Regions from separate parts of the Homo sapiens genome. Here regions 2, 3 and 4 are each linked to region 1. A link is a loop called in an ENCODE intact Hi-C map of the cell type or tissue named here. Cell type or tissue: endothelial cell of umbilical vein. All regions are shown on one strand. Region 1 has its middle 330 kb from the start of CNR1. Region 2 overlaps RNGTT (RNA guanylyltransferase and 5'-phosphatase). Region 3 overlaps LOC124901354 (small integral membrane protein 30-like). Region 4 has its middle 3.3 kb from the start of LINC01590.

Region 1 (5,000 bases):
ATATTAAAGTTTTATTTGTAATGAATATTTTTCCAATCTCTTATTTGTTTCTGTACTTTGTTTATAACTTTTCCTAAATGAATTTGAATTTTTTTGCTGTCAAATATATCTTTTCATGTATGGTTTCTGAGCTTCCTGGCTTTATTAAAGAGTTCTTCTCCACTCTTTCTGTAAAGGGCCAAATAGTAAGTATGTCAGGTTTTATGGACCATGTCGTCTCTGTCCCACCTATTCACTTCTACCATTATAGCTTGAAAGCCACCAGAGACAAAAGAAATGAATGAGGCTGTGTTTCAAGAAAACCTTACTTATAAAAGCAAGTGGTGGGCTGGGCGTGGTGGCTCATGCCTGTAATTCCAGCATTTTGGGAGGCCAAGGCAGGTGGATTACTTGAGGTCAGAAGTTGAGAGCAGCCTGGCCAACATGGTGAAACTCCTTCTCTACTAAAAATACAAAAATTAGCTGAGTGTGGTGGCACGTGCCTGTAATCCCAGCTATTCAGCAGGCTGAGGCAGGAGAATAACTTAAACCCAGGAGGCAGAGGTTACAGTGAGCTGAGACCACACCACTGCACTCCAGCCTGGGCAACAGAGCAAAACTCCGTCTCAAAAAAAAGCAAGCGGTGTCCTGCTGGTTGTAGTTTGTTGACCCTTGTGTTGAAGTGAAAGTCAAATGATGAAATCCTTTGTTCAAATCCTCTGAAGTTTCTCTATCTCACTTAGATGAGTACAAGCCAAAATTATACCCCATTTCACCCTCACTACCTCTCTGACTTCATCTTCTACAGCTCTCCCCTTGGTCAATCTGCTTTAACTGCCATAGCCTCTCTTTGTTCCTTGTACCCACCAGACAAACCCCAAGCCAGGCTCTCTCTCTCTCTTTGCACTTATTTTTCCCACTGCTTAGGATGCTCTTTCCCCAGATATTTGGGTAAATATTTTCCTTATTTTCTTCTGGATTTAGCTCAAATTTCAGCATATCAGGATGTCCTTCCCCAGCCACCTATTTAAAATTTAACCCCCTGTTCTGCCACATACTTTCTGTTCCTCTTTCCTGTTTTTTTCTTTTTAACTCCCCACTAATACTGTATAGTTTACTTACTTATAATGTTGATCATTTCCTCTCTTAAAATATAAGTTTCACAGGGGCAAGAATTTTCATCTGTTTTGTGTCCTCAGCACTTAGAAGAGTGTTTGGCATATAGTAATTTTTGTTGAATAATTGAATATACATAATAGAGAGGGAGAACTGAAGATACATATATATATAGAGAGAGGGAGAGAGAGAGAAGCAGGGGGTGATATCAGGAGGAAGGTCCTTGAGAATGAGAGATAACCAGCTTTTAGGGGAGCAGGGACACTTCTTCATTGGAGTAAGAGATAAAAGGGGTGCCTGGGCAGTTTCGTCTATACCAGGGCTTCTCAGCCTTGGCACTATTGACATTCTGGGCTAGATAGTCCTTTGTAGTTGGGGGCTGTCTGTTGTAGGATATTTAGCAGCATGCCTGGCTAAGATATCCCAGTAGTAGCCACCTCCTCCAGTTGTGACAATCAAAAATGTCTCTAGACATTGCTGGATGTCCCCTGGGGAGAACAATTTCCCTTGGTTGAGAACCACTGGTTTCTTTATTTAGACTGTGAAGGGGGACTTTTTAGTGATGACTCTTATTCCCTCAATTACGTATAAGATGCGGTCTTCAGATGAGAGTTTGGGGGGAAGGAGTAAGAGGTTTGAAGAAAGAGAAGCTATGTAGTGGTGGCCTCAGAGTGGGAAAAGGCAATGGTGAATAAGAAATAGGCTTGCCTCCTTCCTGGCCCTGAGGAACATGAAGTGGGGTGAAAAATAGCCTCTTTGTCAGAGGGCTGCAGGGGAGGCATGCTTGGTGGACAACCATTCAGAAATTAGGTTTCTGATCACAGACTAAGAGTTTTACAGAGCTCAGGGAAAACATTGGGGAGGGAGGGGTGTTGGATGGGATTAGGCTTGTTCAGTATAGTGTGGGGGCTGAGAGATCCATATAACTGCTAATGGGAAGCCTTGGGTTTCTGAAGGGGACTGATATACAGTAGGCTGGGACTAGTCCTGAGAGCCTGATGGAAGGTTGGGAAGCTATCAGATCAGTGTCATAGTCCTGAGTACTTTACTTGAATGTGCAGTAAGCCTCCTGGAGGAGAGGTGGCCAGCCCTTCCATGCTTTCATTACTAATGAGGATGGAATTATTGTTTCTGTTTCCATTTCAAATCGGTCACTGCTAGTCTAGGGAAAAGCTTCACAGTTTTGTATATTTATCTTATCTTTAGCCTCTTTGCCAAATTCTCTTATTAATTCTAATAGTTTTAATGAAGTTTATTAGTTTTTTAGTTAAGCAATTATACCATCTGTAAATAAGTTTCACACTTTTAATGTGACCAATACCAACTGAGGCCCACTGTATAAAACTCATTCCTGAGACCCTTTTCAGCCCCCCAGCTTAGTCTCCCGTTCATGGTTAAAGCAGTTATTCTGTTCAGCCACTGGATGGCAGTGACTCAGCATATCTGTGATACTTGGTTGGTTTGTAGGTTTGTGGAGATATTAGCTGCGCAAACTTTATTCCCAATAGAAAAAAAAAATCTATTTCTAGCAAATTCAAAAAAATTTAGAACCAGTCAACTTTCAGCTAGCTGTAAATATGTATCTACAGATTATCTTATATCAAAGCAACACAAATGAGTTCTTGCTCATTAAAAGGCCTTTCTGTTCTTATGGTTCTTTAGCAAGTCCAATAACTTTAAGGATCATTTACAGTGGGAAAGATCTTTATATTTCAGGAATTCCTTCTTCATAAGCTGGGCTTAATTTTGGGAGATCGTCTTCAGCTTTGTCCTTTGAATATTTGAGATTATCTCCTTTTTAAACTGAAAATGATATCAATCTTATGAAATCTAGCTCTGTTTTTCTATTTCTTCTGTTTCATTTGATAGTTTGACTCAAAAAGAAATGGTACATATCAAGACAAGCTGTCTCTCCAAGACCTGATTTTCTAATATCATCTTGAAAAACTTCATGTGAAGTCGTCCCGAAATGGTTTACTTCTCTATTTGCCAGCCTTGCTTTGAACTCAGTGGAATGAGTCATTAACCTTAGCCCTCCTGGGAAACAACAAGCCAGGAGTATCACTGGATTCTTATGATCAAATTATCCCAAACAACATATAAAATTTATATTATCAGAAAAGAGTAGGAATAAATACAGTTTTCTCTATACAAACAACTACATTGTTTGGTACAATGAAAGCACAGAATTTGTGTCCTAAATTTCTCTTACTCTATAACAGGAGTCAGCAAACTTTTTCTGTAAAGGGACAGACAATAAATATTTTAGGATTTGTGCGTCATATGGTCTTTGTAACGACTATTCAACTTTGCTGCTATAGTGCATAAATAACCCCAGACAATACATAAATGAATGAGCAGAGCTGTCTTCCAATAAACCTTTATTTACAAAAACAGGCTGTGGGCCAGATTGGGCCTGTGGGTCGTGGTTTTCCAAACCCTGCTTTATAGTAAAGTTGTTCAATGGAACTCTGAGGATGTGTGGGACTTAAGTGAACAGGGTCAGAGAACAGGTCCACAGCCAGTGAAATCAGAGAATGGATCCGGGGGTACATCAGGACCCACAGAGTAGGTGTTTGTGGAAGACAGCCCATGTTTCAACTTAGAGAAGTGACTATAAAAATGGAACTAAAACCTAAGAGCAGGAAGGCAAGAGACAGGGGCATGGTGCTGTTTTAGATTCCCTATCTGATTTCCTTGTAGCTGTGAGAATCGCATTGCTAATTATAGTGTCTTGAAACTATTTTCAACCCCACTCTTTCCCTGGGAGTAATGGATTATGCATAGTACAAAAAAGTGCATTTTGTCCAGGCAATGTTTCCCGAGGGACACTCCCCAAAGAAACTACCACCAGAGAATTTGAGTGTGACAGTTTCTTCTCATTAGAGATTCCTAAAAGCCTGGGAATAATCTGTTGTTTACAGTCTCTGCTAACCTTTTCACTACATTGAGGGATCCTAATGGGCTTCTGCCTTTCTTCTTTGGGTAGAAGGAGAAAGAGAAGGATGTATTAGCCTCTGACACAAAGAGACAAAGGAAGGGTCAGAGGCAAGGGGAGCCAGCATACGGTTCCATGGCTCTCTGGAGTATGGGGCAGCGATTGCCTGGCTTCCTCACTTTTGCATCTCTAGGCCCTGGGGCAATGCTGGCACATAGTATGTGCTGAATACTGCTTATAGAATGAATGAATGAGCTGGTTCTCAATGGATAAAGAACAGAGTTAATTGGATCATCCATTTGCTTCTTATGTTCTACAGTACAGAGTGAGAAAGAAGGACTTAAGATCAATGATTATACAGGAATTCACTCTCAAAGAATTTTGGGGTCCAGGCCATATCCTTCCTGTAACATACAGACTTCCCTCTCCACTTAGCCCATTAGGAACCCTCTGTTCTTGGAAACCGCTCAGCACTGATTACTCATCCGGCTCTTTTGTGTACTATGCAAGTGTTCAGTTTAGCTTACTTTTTTTTGAAGCTAGGTCCAAGGGGGACAGAGTTGAATAAAACAGTCTCCCCCCTCAAGGAACTCATGGTATGACACGCCTATATTATGTATCTATGTCTTTTCTCCCCTGTGAAGATTATAAACCCCATGATGTAAGGTACCCCTTCTTTTGAATCTGTCCAGTTACTACTGTGGGGCGGAGGATTCAGCTTAATGAATATTTGCTGAGTGTACAACATATGTACTTATCAGGCCATCTCCTTGGCACAGCTCTTAACCAAACTGAGTATTTTAAAATGGCCCACTCAAGCTGGGAGCAAACTGTAGTCAGAGCAGGATGATTCCAAGTATACGTTCCAAGTGTAAGTTCTACTTTCACTCTCAGCTTTACCACCAGGTCATCCTCCAGCTCAAAGTGACTTCAACAATCCTCTCTCATCTCTGTTCCTTCACAAGAA
Region 2 (5,000 bases), 290 kb before region 1:
TCTTCGCTATTGTGCATAAAGCTGCAGTGAATGGGAGAGAGCAGATATCTCTTCATGATCCTGTTTTCAATACTTCCAGATACATACTCAGAGGTGGGATTGCTGAATCATAGGGTGGTTCTGTCTTTAATTTTTTGAGGAACCTCAATACTGTTTTCACTAATGGGCTGTACCAATTTACATTCTCACCGAAGTATACAAGGGTTCACTTTTCTCCATATCCTTGACAACACTTGTTATTTCTTGCCTTTTTGATAATAGGCATCCTCGTAAATGTGAAGTGCTGTCTTATTGAGGTTTTGATTTGCATTTCCCTGCTGATTAGAAATGCTGAGCAGCTTTTCAATAGGTCTGTTGGCCATCTACGTTTCTTATTTTGAGAAGTGTCTATTCAGGGCCCTTACCCATTTTTAACAGGTTATTTGTATTTTTAATATTGAGTTGTATGATTTTATATATTGGATATTAACCCCTGTGGATGTATAGTTTGAAGATTATTTTTTCTCATTTCATAGGTGACCTTTCACTTTGTTCATTGTTTCTTTTGCTGTGCAGAAGGTTTTTAGTTTGATATAGTCCCACTTGTCTATTTTTGCTTCTGTTGCCTGTGCTTTTGGTGTTATATCCAGAAAATAGTTGCCAAGACCAGTGTCAAGAAGTTTTTCTTTGTTTACTTCTAGGAGTTTTACAGTTTCCACTTTTGTGTTTAAATGTTTAATCCATTTGAGTTGATTTTTGTGTATGGTGTGCACCTTTTTGTCTTTCCATTCACCCCGTACAATGTGGTAGTTAGTATATATTTTGGAATCTGGAATAAAATACTTGGGTTCAAATATCTTTTCTACCAATTTCTTTATGACTCTGTTTTGTGATCCATGAGAAAAGGGTACTATGTTAGATTGAACTACCTCATGGAGCTATTTTGAGAATAAAGTGATTTAAGAACACTCAAACCAGTAACTGGTGAAAAGTGAAAAACTCAGTCGATGTTAGCCCTTAGAAGTTATTGCTGCCTTAATTATTCTGTGTAAAGGGCATAGTAGGGGATAAAACTAGAGAGGATGAATAAGGCTAGGTAAGTGGGCACGGGGAGGTGGTCTTTGGTTGTTAGGTTGAGAAGCTTGTATTATTTTCAGTAAACCATCTAACCAGATGGATTCAGGATCAGTTGTATTTGATAGGGCCTGTTGATAATAGGGATAACAGTTAGGTTGATCACAATAGCCTGGGTGAAAAAGTAATAGAGATAATTGGTGGAATATGGAATTGGTAGAGATCGCATCAAAGATGATTCGAGAGTTTTGAACCTTTCTGGTTAGGAGCATTATGTTAATCAGAAATGGAAATCAGAATGGAGATGAACTAGTTTTTTGTTTAAGAATATAAATGATTCAGTTTTAGATTTAAAACTTTAGGCTGCCTTTAGGGTACTAATGAATAAGCCAGTGCCTGGCATACTTTTATTTGGGAGAAAGTTAGGACAAAAGATGAAGATTTGGGAGTAATTTTCATTGTAAGTGTATTTGGAGTCTTAGAGGAGTGGATGCTGTATAATGTGTAACAGTGAAAAGACAAATAATAGATTCTTGAAGAATGTGCGTTCATAATTGATTCCATTGTTTTACTGTCTCTAGTAGCATTACTGTCTAGGATTTCTAAAGTTTTCTTTAAAAATAAATGCTGTAATAAAACTAATATTATAGTAAGGACAGGGATCTTTCTTAGCTTCAGATGTGATCTTTGTGAAGAAGGCATTATGTCTCAGGTTTTACTGTAGAACCTGGTGATAACTACTCACATTTTACTAGTGGAAATAATAGAATAACATAAGCCTGCAAGGTGTTTTTAGATATCTCTGGTCTAGATATCCTGTTTTAGGCAAGCAAAATGCTATTATTGCATTTTTACAAATGAGATAGATAAAGCCCACTTTGAACTTGCTTAAAATAATTACGTTAGTAGAGGCAAAGAGGGACTAAATACGTTGCTCCTTTGCCGTTACTAATGCTAGCTTCATTTACATCAGGTTTTCTCAGCCTTGGCACCATTGACATTTTGGGCTAGAATTCTTTGTTGTGGGCAGCTGCCCTGTGCTTTGTAGGATGTTTAGTAGCATATCTAGCCTTTAACCACTAGATGGCAGTAGCACCCCCTCCCCACCTCTTGTTCAACCAAAAATGTCTCCACGCATTGCCAAATATCCCTTGGAGGCAAAATCTCCCCTAGTTGAGAACCAGTGCTTTACACCACAAATATATATCATGTATACCTCCAGTTAGCTTCCTGTCCACCTTAGTTTTACAGACTTCTCTTTGGCATATGGCCATCTTCTACCTCTAAGCCAGGTTCTGTTCTCATCTGGTCAACACTTTCTTAAGCATCTTATTTTGCTGCCTGACGTTTACATTTATTATGTTTTTGACTTTACAATGGCAATGGATATCTTGGGTTATATTGGTAATTACGTTTACACCTAACATATCCCCAGTTTTTTTTTGACAGCTCACCTCATACAATCAGATTTATTTCTATAAACTAAGTATTGTATTTATCAGTTAACTATAGCTCTGATAATTATTTTAACCTAGATACATGCTGGTAAATTGAATTATATTACTCTGACTATACACGAGAACATGTAGAATGGTGTTTTTATATCCTTGTTTATAGTTCAGCAAGATTCTGTATTTCAAGTTTGATAAATCATAAATATTTATTTCTAAAAGGCTTATTCAGTTTCTGTATTTGTAATATATTTGCTCTTATTATTTTGGGGATCATGAAAAAGGGATTATTTGGTAGTGATTTATATAATCTTTCATAAATATTGTTAGCTTATTTCATAATCTCAGATATTTCATTTTTAAATTAAGTGTACCTGAGACAGATATTTTTGTAGTAAGTTTTGAAATTCTGTATTTTTAATTATTTTATTAAAGTATTTGAGCATTTTACTAGGTGTTTTGTAGGCACAAAATTGATGTGATTTTTTCTGAAGTAGAATTACATTCTAATGGGTATTTCAATATATTTTACTCATAGAATCTGTGTCATTGTTGAATCTACATTCAATAACTGGGAGCTACAGTATTCTTAAAATACCATTTTCTAGATTAATTAATTAATTTATTTATTTGAGACAGAGTCTCACCCTATTGCCCAGGCTGGCGTGCAGTGGTGTGATCTTGACTCACTGCAACCTCTGCCTTTCAGGTTCAAGCAATTTTCCTGCCTTGGCCCCCCCAGGTGGCTGGGACTACAAACATGCACCACCATGCCTAGCTAATTTTTGCATTTTTAGTAGAGATGGTGTTTCATCATGTTGGCCAGGCTGGTCTTGAACTCCTGACCTCAGGTGATCTGCCCGCCTTGGCTTCTCAAAGTGCTGGGATTACAGACGTGAGCCACTGCACCTGGCCCCATTTTCTAAAATTTTATAATCATTAATTTTCATAAAGGTGCTTTGAAATTCCTAATAATATCAAGTCTAGTATTCCAAATTAATATGAATGATTTGATGTGCAATGAGATGAGGAGTTACTTAAGTTTCTGAATTATTGCTGTGTAAAAACAGAAGAGTTGATACATGTTGTTTTCTTATTAGACAAAATTGAGTCTTGATTTCCAGGCAAGAGAATGTGAATGATATTTAATATCTGTTATATAAATAAAATTACATATTAAAGCTTTTTAGAATTTATCATTAGGTACCTATTAGGAGATATTTTAAAACTATACCATCATTCAACTTTTCTAGATTTAATAACTTAGATTGATATTGGTTTCTAAGTGTTCTTGTAGTCACTTACTATAAACAAGTAGGAAACGGAACTAAAGGATGATTTGCCTGTAAGTATGAAATTTCCTTGGCAGAGGTTGCAAATGCGGTGGGATGTGCATAGTGTGTTTCAAGCTACACAAACTTACTCTTTTTCTTGGGCCTATTCTCTCTTGCTGACACTCCTTTCTCCCCTTACTTTTTTTGACCCTTTACTACTGTAATGAGCCACTGTTACTTAAAGGCCTGTGACTTTTCTGTCAAATAAGCTTTACTAGGAAAATGACTATATTTTATCAGATTCTCTTCACTAATGGGTTGACAATGGGAAAATGTTGCAGTTTCAACATTCCAAAAAAACTTTCTAAAGAGATTTATTTGTGATTATCCTGAAGCATGTATGTTACCTAAATAAATCTCTCAGGGCAAATATATGGAAGAAAATTTCCACTGAAAAATTATATATTTGATTTTATACTTACTCATGCTTCAATACAAAACTTGAGGGAAAATAATGTGCATTATTTTCTTACACGTGGCACAGTTAAAAGGTGTTTCCTATCAATTCCAATGATTTTTTCTTTCTTAGCAAAACTTAAATTATATTGAATCGTCATTGTATGGACTTCCGTTTGAAGTAAGCAATCCTGTGATTATGATTTTTGCAGTTTTAAATAATTTATAAAAATCTGTTTGAGCTGGGTGCAATGGATTGCACCCTTCGTCTCAGCTACTCAGGAGGCTGTGGTGGGAGAATTGCTTAAACTCAGGAGTTCAAGGCTGCAGTGCTGTGACTGCACCTGTGAATAGCCACTGCATTCTAGCTTGGGCAAGATAGCAAGACTCCATATCTAATTTTAAAAATTAAATTAAAAATTTGTTAGAATGCAATTTGACTTGGATAATTTAAAAATACTAGTATTGGACACTTAGCAATTTTTCCTTCCTAAGTATTTTTCTTATAATATGGCCCCACCCTCCATAATGCACACACTGAATTGGGAGACTTGCCTCTCCTTTAGCACATCCTATATTTCTCTACTCCTGTTTTTTTGCCCATATTTACTTCATGCTGCAAATCTGCATGAGTGAATATTACCCATCCTTCAAGGCTTACAATGTTCATTCCTCTATAATCAATTTTAAGACACTCAGGTAATACCTTTTCTTTTTTTACTTTGTACTCAGAATACATTTAAAATCCCCAAGTGAGATTTATCCC
Region 3 (5,000 bases), 1.4 Mb after region 1:
ATGATCTGAATTTCAGCACAGTTGCCTTAGTCCTCATGTCACTATTTTGGTGCTGCCTGGGTGAAGCAGTAGAAGCCGGTGATGCAATCACTCTCTTGTTAGGTGTGGTTCTCAGCGTTACAGACATTCTTGCTTGCTTGGGGGTATATGCACGAAAGAGAAATGGACAGATGTGACTTTGAAGGGCCTACTGAATCAAGCCTCACCCTGAAAGGCTTTGTGCTATTGAGGCTAAACCTGAGCTTTGGTGAAAGTTTCCAGGAATCAGTAAATAGGGGAGTTTTACATTTTTCATTGTTTCCATGAAATGGGAACAAAAAAAAAAGAGTTTTCTTTACAACAAATAATGCACAGAAAAATGCAGCCTATAATTTGTATTTGCTGGTTAGAAAGAAGGTCAAGGAAGTAAGATGGCTGAAATTTACATAAGTAATATTTCATAGTTTTAGAATTCTCAAAGCACGTGAAATAGGAAGAAGGAAGTTCTTGCCCAGAATCCTAGAAAATCACCAGTATTCAGTTATAATCACTACTTCTTGAATCATTGAGGAGTCTTTTCTCCATATTTTGATTTGATTTTTGTTTTGTTATCTTCCAAGTTAATATTGTATTTAGATATCAAATAGCCAAAAAGGGAAACTTTTATCTCTGGGGAAAAAACATTTAGAAAAATGTATTCAGTGTATCTAATACTGAAATGCAGGAAAGATTTAATGTAAAAAAACACTATAGACATTGACATGGAAAAGATTTAACGTTAAAAAAGCACTTTATATCAACTGAGTAACATCCTCCTGATGAGAAATACTATATTAAATATAAACCCATTATGTTGTAAAAGAAAAAAAGGGTGGGGTGCAAAGCCGACGATATTGCATCAGTGATAATGGGAATGGTCAACGTGTTAGCTTGTAGAGAGTGCCAGGCACTATCAAAAGCATTCTATACTTTAACTTATTTAATTCCCATAGAAACCTGTGAGGAAGGTATTCTTATTTGTATTTCACAGGTTTAAAAACACAAGGGAGTTTAAGTCACCTGCCCAAGCTCTCACAGGTGGTAAGATTTGGGGTGCTCTTAAGTGACTGCCAGAGGTGCTCTTCAGTGACTGCCAAGGGATGGAACTGGAGAGCGATAGTAGAATCCAGACTTTTTGCTGAGCTTCTCTGCTGGGAGGAGAGGGGATGCTAAGCCTATTTTGGGTGAAACCTCCCCTTGGGAAGCTAGAGCATTGCCTTCCTTTTTCCTCAGATCACAATGCTGCTGGGTGGGACCTAGGGGGTAATGGGTCGGGAGTAAGGTAGGTCATAACCGGCATATCTTCTCTCTGACTGAGTTTGTTTTTAACTAGGACATCCTGAGACTTCAGTGAAATATGCTGATGGGAAAGGAAGAGAATGAGTTTCGGTGCAGAAAGGCAGCTGAGGTAGGTATTGCCATTTCCTAGCTGAGTATCATTGCACAAGTTACTTAACTTTGCTGAGGCTTTTTTTCCATGCCTGCAAAATGGAGATGATAATAATTCCTCCCTCTCCCTCAAAGGGCTGTTGTATTAAAAGGGGTGAAGATGTGAAATACTCAGCATTCACATATAATAAGTACTGCTTTAGTGTTAGCTATTTCGTTATAACTCAATTAAATTTTGTTAAACATGTACTATTAGCCCAAGAAAAGAAAACTGGAAATTGGAAAAATGCTAGTGTAGCTACAAAAGAAAAATGCTAATATAACTGGAGCCAGTTGAGACACATCCGATTTCCCTCCTCTCTTTGTCAAAGAAACTTTCAGCTCATGCTCTGGAGGTAATGAAAAGCTCATTATTATTTTCTCTTCTGGTTTGCAACTCTTCCTTTCAGGGGTTTGACAAAGGGGGAAAGCACAAGTTGCCTAATCTAAAACAGCATAATAATCGGTTGTCTTAGTGGCATTTCACGTTTTATTTTCCCAAGGGGATGGTTGCTGGAGCAGATGGACTGTCTGGGCCCCACAGGCAGCCTCTGGGCCTTCTTACAGGAATGCATTTAACCTATACTCATAATATACACACATTCACACAGTGTACCTATGCAAAATAAAGCTGCCAAGCTGCAAGTGCCTCTGTGCAATTAAAAAAAGGTGATAAAAAAATACAGCAAAACAAATTCTCTATGCAAGAACTTCAATTCGTTATGATTGTAAGCCTCCAATCTCACTCTCAGCTTAAGTCAATAATTGCATATTATTGATCTCTGAAAACCACTTCCGCAATCTCTTTCCGAGCTGGCTGTTTTTTTTTTTTTTCAGTTGCAGAGATGCTTTCTTTCTTTCTAAAAGATGGCCACTTCCTTTCATTCAGTGTTTGTGCTTCTTCACGTATCAATACAAGAGAAAAAAAATATTGTAAATGTTATGTGTCTGAAAATGAGTCCGTGGCTGGCTGCTTTTTATTTACTTGCTGGTTCCAAGGTGCTTTTGTGGACTTTGAGCTCCACCCAGTGGCAATGTGTAGCCAAAAACCTTAAAAAAAAAAAAAAAAAGAGACATGATTTGGAGATGAAAGAAAATATCAGAAGCAATTAATTAGTTTCCTTTTAAATGACCTAGAGAACCTGGTGTTTCAAAAGCAAGAATATGAACAGGTCATTGCAATCCAATCAACATCACTGTAATGCTGACCTTTTCTTCCTTCTTGCTTTTTCTTGCTTTGGTTCTTTTGTGCAGTTTTATTATTATGGTTGCTGCCATGTGTTTTTTTAAAAAAATGAGTTTTTGTGATGGTTTGTAATGCCTATTCCCTGAGGCTGTTAGAAACAGACATGTTAGTAGTTTAAAAGTGGATTGATAGCAATCTAATTCAAGTCCGCATGTTCCCACCACCACTCCATAGGGGTCTCTGAGATGTGTGATGCTGCTCTACTGAGGAGAGAGAGCTGCCTTGTCTGCTTATTGTAACTGGGGCTGGCCACATAATTCTTCTCTGTTTTTAAATTCAGGGTACTGCTAACCTTGTCAGGCAAACTAAATTCGCATGTGTTATAGACGCTCACACACTGTTAGCTCACACCAAACTCACAAACAAGAGGGTCCTTTAGATGCTATCATTGCTTGTCCTGTGCCAAGTGCAATGTCAGGGAAATCCAACACAGGTCCTTCCTTTTACTCACATCAAATTTCATCCTGTTGGTTTTGGTCCTAGTGTTGTTGGGGACCACAGTGTTTTAGTCATTTGGTCTATCGTTATATCATCTAGAAATTTAATAATCATTTAGGCTATGTTTCAAGCGATTGATAAACATTTGAATAAGACAGGGCTAATAAGTGCCATGGCAGCACACCAGCGTTCTCTGTCAACTGTTAATCAACATTTTGGGGGTTGGTTTCAGGAGTTTAGCTGGCTACTGTGAAGTTAATAAAATAATCACAACTATGACCATTTTTTTTTTTTTGAGATGGAGTCAGGCTGGAGTACAGTGGTGTGATCTTGGTTCACTGCAACCTCTGCCTCCCAGGTTCAAGCAATTCTCCCTGCCTCAGCCTCCCGAGTAGCTGGGATTACAGGCGCCTGCCACCACGCCCGGCTAATTTTTGTATTTTTTAGTTTCGCCATGTTGGCCAGACTGGTCTTAAACTCCTGACCTCAGGTGATCTGCCCACCTTGGCCTCCCAAAGTCGTGGGATAACAGGCGTGAGCCACCACGCCTGGACAACTATGACCATTTTTGATCATCTTTTATACCCAGGCTTTGAGCTAGGTCCTTGACATGTAGTATTTCAAGGACTCACATTTCTGCAGAGTATGCATTATTATCCTCATTTTGTAAGATGTCAAATAGAAGACTGGAGAGATTAATTGATACAATCAAGGTCACACCCAGCTTGGAAGTGATGGAGCTAAATTTGAACATACACCTGATTGACTTCAAGGTCTACAGACTTTTCATTAGACCAGATTGCCTCATTGTTCCATCTTCTGGAGGCGTGACTCTCTGAAAGATGACCCATGATCAAAAGAATGAGAGAAATAGAATTACAATTCCACACAAGTTTAGCTGGAAACAATTAGTATTGTTGGAATAATTAATTAATTCATTATTATTGTTATTTTTGAGATGGAGTCTTGCTCTGTTGCCAAGGCTGGAGTGCAGTGGTGTGATCTCGGCTCACTGCAACCTTGGTCTCCCGGATTAAAGTGATTCTCCTGCCTCAGCCTCCCAAGTAGTTGAAATTACAGGTGCTTGCCACCCTGCCCGGCTAATTTTTGTATTTTTGGTAGAGATGAGGTTTCACCATGTTGGCCTGCCTTGGCCTTCCAAAGTGCTGGGATTAATTAATTCATTATTAACGCAAGTCAGGACTGCATATGTATAATTGTTTCCGGGACTATGACAAAGTTACATTGTGATGAGACTGTCAGTCTTCCTTATGTCAGTATGATAAATGGAGTAAGTACCAACTACTCATTAGTGAGTTAAATGTATTCAAATCCATTAGAAATATATGACTACCATTTAGGATGAAGACTAGTAACAACAGTGCATCCTTTCTCTTCTCCTGACCCTAGTAGGGATGCTTTTCATGTTCTGCTCTTAGGTGTGATGCTTGCTGTAGGTTTCTATTTAGTAGCCATCATTTGAATGAAGATTTCTTCTATATCTAGCTTGCTAAAGGTATTTTAAAAAAATCAAATGCTTTTTATGTGTCTAATTAAACAGTCATATTAAACATTTTATTGTAAAAGACATCATATACAGAAAAGGTCTATAAGACACTATGTATGGTCCAAAGAACAATATTAAATGAACACCTTGTATGAAACCACTTGTTAAAGATATTTCTGCTGAATGTTATCAGTTTCTTAGAAGCCTTCTGTGATTCCCTTTTCTTCTTCCCAGAAGTAACGATTATTCTTATATTTGTGTTAATGGTTTGCTTTTCTTTATGGTTTCACCACCTGTGTACATATCATTAAGGATGTATAATTTAATTTTGCCTATATTTGAACTTAATCAATGGGACTATAC
Region 4 (5,000 bases), 1.1 Mb after region 1:
ACAGTGGAGTTATTTGAGTATAAGAATTTTTTGTATCGCATGTAATTTATTCAGATTCCCAGATGTGAAATATCTGAGTTTTTAAATATCTGCTTCATTTGCTACTTTATTCCTAGTACCTAGAACAATGCCTATCCCATGGTAGGTATTTTATTAATAATTGTTTAATGAATATGAGATGTTAATTAAGTGGAAAAAAGCTGGCTTGATATGTAGACACCAAAAGCATGTCATAGGCATGTCTTGTGACAGGTTCCAGGGAAGACTTTGTCCCCACTTTTAAAAAAATTAATAAATTTTATTTTTTAGAGCAATTTTAGGTTCACAGCAGTATTGAGTAGAAAGTACAAAGTTCCCGTCTATCCCTATCCCCACACACCTAACCTCCCTGGCTACTGACATCCTGCACCACGGTGGCACATGTTATAATTGATGAACCCATCATTATCACCTGAAGTCCATAGTTTAGGATTCACTCTTGGTGCCGTGGAATCTATGGGTTGGGACAAATGTATAAGGACAGGTATCCACCATTACAGTATCATACAGAATAGTTTTACTGTTATAAAAATGCTCTGTGCTCTATCATCCCTCCCTTCCCCCAACCCCTGGCAACCACTGATCTTTTTACTGGAGTACAATTGTTGAACCACATGGTAAGACTATGTTTAGTTTTGTAAGAAACTGCCAAACTGCTTTCCAAAGTGGCTATACCATTCTGCATTCCCACATGTCAGCAGAGAAAAGAATTCCAATTTCTTCACGTCCTTGGCAGCATTTGTTGTTGTAAATGTATTGTTTTGGCCATCCTAATAGGTGTGTAGTAGTATGTTATTGTTATTTTAATTTGCAATTCCCTAATGACATATGATGTTGAACACCTTTTCATATGCTTAATTGCCATCTATATATCTCCTTTAGTGAGATATCTGTTGAAATTTTTTGCTCATTTTAAAAGTTGGGTTTTTTGTTTCATATTGTTTAGTTTTAAGGGTTCTTTGTATGATGTGGTTAACAGTCCTTTATCACATATGTGTTTTGCAAAAATGTTATCCAAGTCTGTGGCTTGTGTTTTCATTCCCTTAACAAGGTATTTTGCAGTGCAGAAGTTTTCAATTTTCATGAAGCCCAACCTATCCATTTTTTCTTTTATGGATGATGCTTTTGGTATTCTATTAAAAAATCATCATCAAATTCAAGGTCATCTAGTTTTTTTCTGTTATATCCTATAGGTTTTATAATTTTGTGTTTTACATTTAGGTCTGTTATCATTTTGAGTTAATTTTTGTGAAGGCTATAGAGTTTGTGTCTTCATTTTTTTTTCTTTTTTTCTTTTTTGCTTCTGGATGTCCTGTTGTGCCAGCACCTTTTGTTGAAAATATTATCTTTTCTCCTTTGGATTGCCTTTGCACCTTTTTCAAAAGAATTGACTATGTCTGTGTGGGTCTATTTCTGGACTCCTTATTCTGTTCCACTGATCTATTTATTTATTCTTTGGCTTATACCACACTGTCTGGTAGCTTTTCAGTAAGCCTTGAAGTCAGGTAGTATCAGTCAGTACATTTACTTTTCATGTCTTTTCCCTCTTTTACTGTTCTAATTAAAACTTCCAGTTCAATTTTGAATAGTAGCAGTAGTAATACTCAGTTCCACTAGCTTAAAATAAATGCTTGCATTACCCCTTTAAGTATGATGTTTGCTGAAAATGAAAAAATAAATATCATTTTTCTGGTTAAGGACATCCCTTGCTCTTTCTTTCTTTCTTTTTTTTTTTTTTTTTTTTTTGAGACAGAATCTCACTTTGTTGCCAGGCTGGAGTGCAGTGGCATGATCTCGGCTCACTGCAACCTCTGCCTCCCGGGTTCAAGCAATTCTCCTGCCTCAGCCTCCCAAGTAGCTGGGACTAAAGGCATGTGCCACCACACCTGGCTAATTTTTTGTATTTTTAGTAGAGATGGGGTTTCATCGTGTTAGCCAGGATGGTCTCATCTCCTGACCTCGTGATCCGCCCACCTCAGCCTCCCAAAGTGCTGGGATTACAGGCATGAGGTACCACGCCCAGCTGAAAATTTTCATTTTAACAAGCATTCCAGGTTATTCTAGTTCAGGTGGTCCAGGGGTACACACTTTGCAAAAGTAGCTAATCTAAAATACCATGTGCAGCAAGCACTTTTCCATTTTTCAATATTATGTACAAATTCTGTCTTTGATTCTGATGGACAATGATACATGTGTGCATTAGGCATTTAAAAAAATAGGTTATCCCTGTCAGCAACTTAGTAATAAAAATGACTTGAAGTACCAAAAATGAGAGCATAGTTTATTGATACTTATAAAATTTGTAATCAATATCAGTGTTGCAGACTAATTTTTATGATCTGATTGTAATTTAGTCACATGTGATTGAAATCTGCAGTGGCCCAGATTTGCTCTATTTGTAGACTTTCTCCCACAGTACCCCAGAACAGAGGATTCTAGCAAACCTCAGATCGATAAGGAGTAACAGGATGGGACAATGGGTCGAACTGGCCAGAATGGAGCTGAGATTACCAGCTGTAGAATTTAAGCAGGTCCACTTGACGGAAAAAGAGAGACTAACTGGAGCTACTACTTATTTCTGATATTGAATGAAATGAAGCTGATGTCTGTGGAGTCTAAATATCAAGGAATGGTAAAATGAAAAGGTTCCTGGTGGGTTATCCATGCCATTACTAAAGTTCTAGCATAATTTTGTAGTAGTTAGAAGCCCAGATTGTGATGTCTATAGCATGTATGAACGAGGTACTGTTAAAGCTGAATGCCAATCTTTATGAGAGAAGTTGAGGGAACATGTACTGCCAAGGATCTGACCTTCACTCCCAGAATAATAATCAGATTGTCACCCTCAAGAGGTAAGCATAGTTCCTAAGAAGGAAGAAAGTTCCTTCTGCTGCATTAATGTCATCTTTCATACAAAAATCAATGTGAAGAACTGCCTCCATGTTCAGCCTCAATGACATACAGTATGTGACAATTACTCAAGTGACTTAAGTGATTTCCTATACAGACCACAGTGCCACTTTTCTTACATATATGTAAGGGAGCCACCTACTGTCAAAACAGGATATTACAGCTACAAATTCTCCCACTGCCCACCCCCAACTATACAACTGCATAAACTTAGCTGCAATAATTTAGATGAGAATTTTGCAGAATTCAAGAAACTGACGTAAAATAATTTTGGGGGTGGGAAGGAATAATCCACACTTCCCTGTGTCCTTTACAAGTTGGAAAATATTCATTAAGCACTTACCTGTTACGCATTGCAAGTCTCAAAGAGAATCCTGGTATGCTGGAATTAGTAAGGCAGTTTGTAGTAACAAATGCCCCTGCCAATTTCCTTCTTAGTATTTTTGGTAATGCTATTTCTTCCTGAACGTGTCTTTGCCTGTCTCAAGCTTACCTAGCCTGCAAACTCAGCTAAGTCTTACCTCCCCCATGAAGACTCTGCATATCTCCAGCCTGTTGCAGCCTCTCCTGCTTGGATCTCTGTTGCTTTGCTTCATCCCGGAGGCACACTCCTGTGGGCACTTCCTCATACATACACTGCTTCATGGTGATAGATAGCAATAGTTAGCATTTACCATATGTCAACACTGTTGGACCATTTTCCTTCTATTCACTTATTTAATTATCATATTAACTCAATGAGGTGATTACTGTTATAATCCCCATTTTTAAAAAGAAGAAACTGAGGCCTAGAGAGATTTAAAAAAAAACTTGCTCAAGGTCCTTAAGGTTATTAAACAGTAGTGTCAAGATTTAAACCCACGTATCTGCATTTCCAACTTACTTGTAAGCACTTGGTGGACGAGAACTATGTTCTAAAATTCTTTTGAAGTTCCCACATTGCCTAGCCTAGTGCTATGATCTTAGGGACTGATGTCCATAGTTTTACTACAGTTTACTAATTTTCCAGGAAATCAGAAGACCCGAGGAAGAAGGTAGTTTCCCCCCCATTAATCAGGCTGATAAAAAAGAAGTTTGGCAAGGTACTATAGCAATAATAGGGAACTTGTGTTAACCATGTACTATAAGCCTGGCACTGTGCTAAGCATTTTTATATATTATTTAATTCTTACAAGAAGCCTTTTCAGAGAAGTACTATTATATATATCTTATAGATGAGAACGCTAAACACAGAGAGGTGAAGTAACTTGCCTAAGGTCCCACAGATTCTAGCCTATGTCTAACCTATATGCTATCATCTTGCACCTACTGTGTAAGAATACTTATTTACAGCCGGGCACGGTGGCTCACGCCTGTAATCCCAGCACTTTGGGAGGCCGAGGTGGGCAGATCACCTGAGGTCAGGAGTTCGAGACCAGCCTGACCAACATGGAGAAACCCAGTCTTTACTAAAAATACAAAATTAGCCAGGCGTGGTGGTGCATGCCTGTAATCCCAGCTACTCAGGAGGCTGAGGCAGGAGAATCACCTGAAGCCGGGAGGTGGAGGTTGCGGTGAGCTGAGATCGCGCCATTGCACTCCAGCCTGGGCAACAAGAACAAAAGTCCGTCACAAACAAACAAACAAACAAACAGCTTATTTACAAGGGGATTTAGAAATTGCAGTGAATACACCATGAGGAAGATGGCCTTCTCTCATAGAACAATGACTCCTAATTTTGTAGGATTGGTACAGGAGGGCGAAGGTTCACAGAAGGATTGCATATTCTCAACTATTGATGTCTCTTTCCCTTGGGGATCTCATGAGTTACTGCTGCCATCACAGAACTGACCTCATGGGGGCAATGCTCCCAAACCCACAGCAACCCTGAGGCAAGGCTGGAACATTTACTAACGTCCAGGGTAATAGGACAAGTACATAACATAGAGCACCACAATCTGGTTACAAGATGTGGCTCGCTCTCCAAGGCTTGAACAAAATAAATTTTTTGACCCTCCTTCCTGCAGTGGCTCCATTCTTATGTTTGTGACAGAAGAGCAATCACCTGGCAC

Evidence for each region. Peaks named below come from ENCODE experiments on the same cell type or tissue, not always from the same donor. Only the 100,000 strongest peaks of a DNase experiment are listed, where the experiment ranks them.
Region 2: a loop joins it to region 1, with 2.6 times the contacts of the local background. A loop is called at or near these places in 5 of 110 quality-filtered maps.
Region 3: a loop joins it to region 1, with 7 times the contacts of the local background. A loop is called at or near these places in 4 of 110 quality-filtered maps.
Region 4: a loop joins it to region 1, with 20 times the contacts of the local background. A loop is called at or near these places in 7 of 110 quality-filtered maps.

Annotation. Positions count from the first base shown.
Region 1 is chr6:88,490,543-88,495,542 of GRCh38, reverse strand. No RefSeq gene overlaps it. Among named protein-coding and RNA genes, the nearest start is that of CNR1, 330 kb to the right of the region's middle. In endothelial cell of umbilical vein, a CTCF peak has its summit at 2,506 (motif pointing right); a DNase peak (open chromatin) is centred at 4,502; H3K27ac peaks cover 1,244 bases.
Region 2 is chr6:88,778,130-88,783,129 of GRCh38, reverse strand. The region is part of intron 12 of RNGTT (RNA guanylyltransferase and 5'-phosphatase); the gene reads left to right. Among named protein-coding and RNA genes, the nearest start is that of RNGTT, 180 kb to the left of the region's middle. In endothelial cell of umbilical vein, a CTCF peak has its summit at 2,155 (motif pointing right); a DNase peak (open chromatin) is centred at 2,149.
Region 3 is chr6:87,064,092-87,069,091 of GRCh38, reverse strand. It overlaps LOC124901354 (small integral membrane protein 30-like), which reads left to right. Exons shown (of 2, transcript XM_047419629.1): 2 at 22-176. The coding sequence ends at 176. Among named protein-coding and RNA genes, the nearest start is that of CGA, 29 kb to the left of the region's middle. In endothelial cell of umbilical vein, a CTCF peak has its summit at 2,469 (motif pointing left); a DNase peak (open chromatin) is centred at 2,431; H3K27me3 peaks cover 630 bases.
Region 4 is chr6:87,391,313-87,396,312 of GRCh38, reverse strand. No RefSeq gene overlaps it. Among named protein-coding and RNA genes, the nearest start is that of LINC01590, 3.3 kb to the left of the region's middle. In endothelial cell of umbilical vein, CTCF peaks have their summits at 3,103 (motif pointing left) and 4,777; a DNase peak (open chromatin) is centred at 3,072.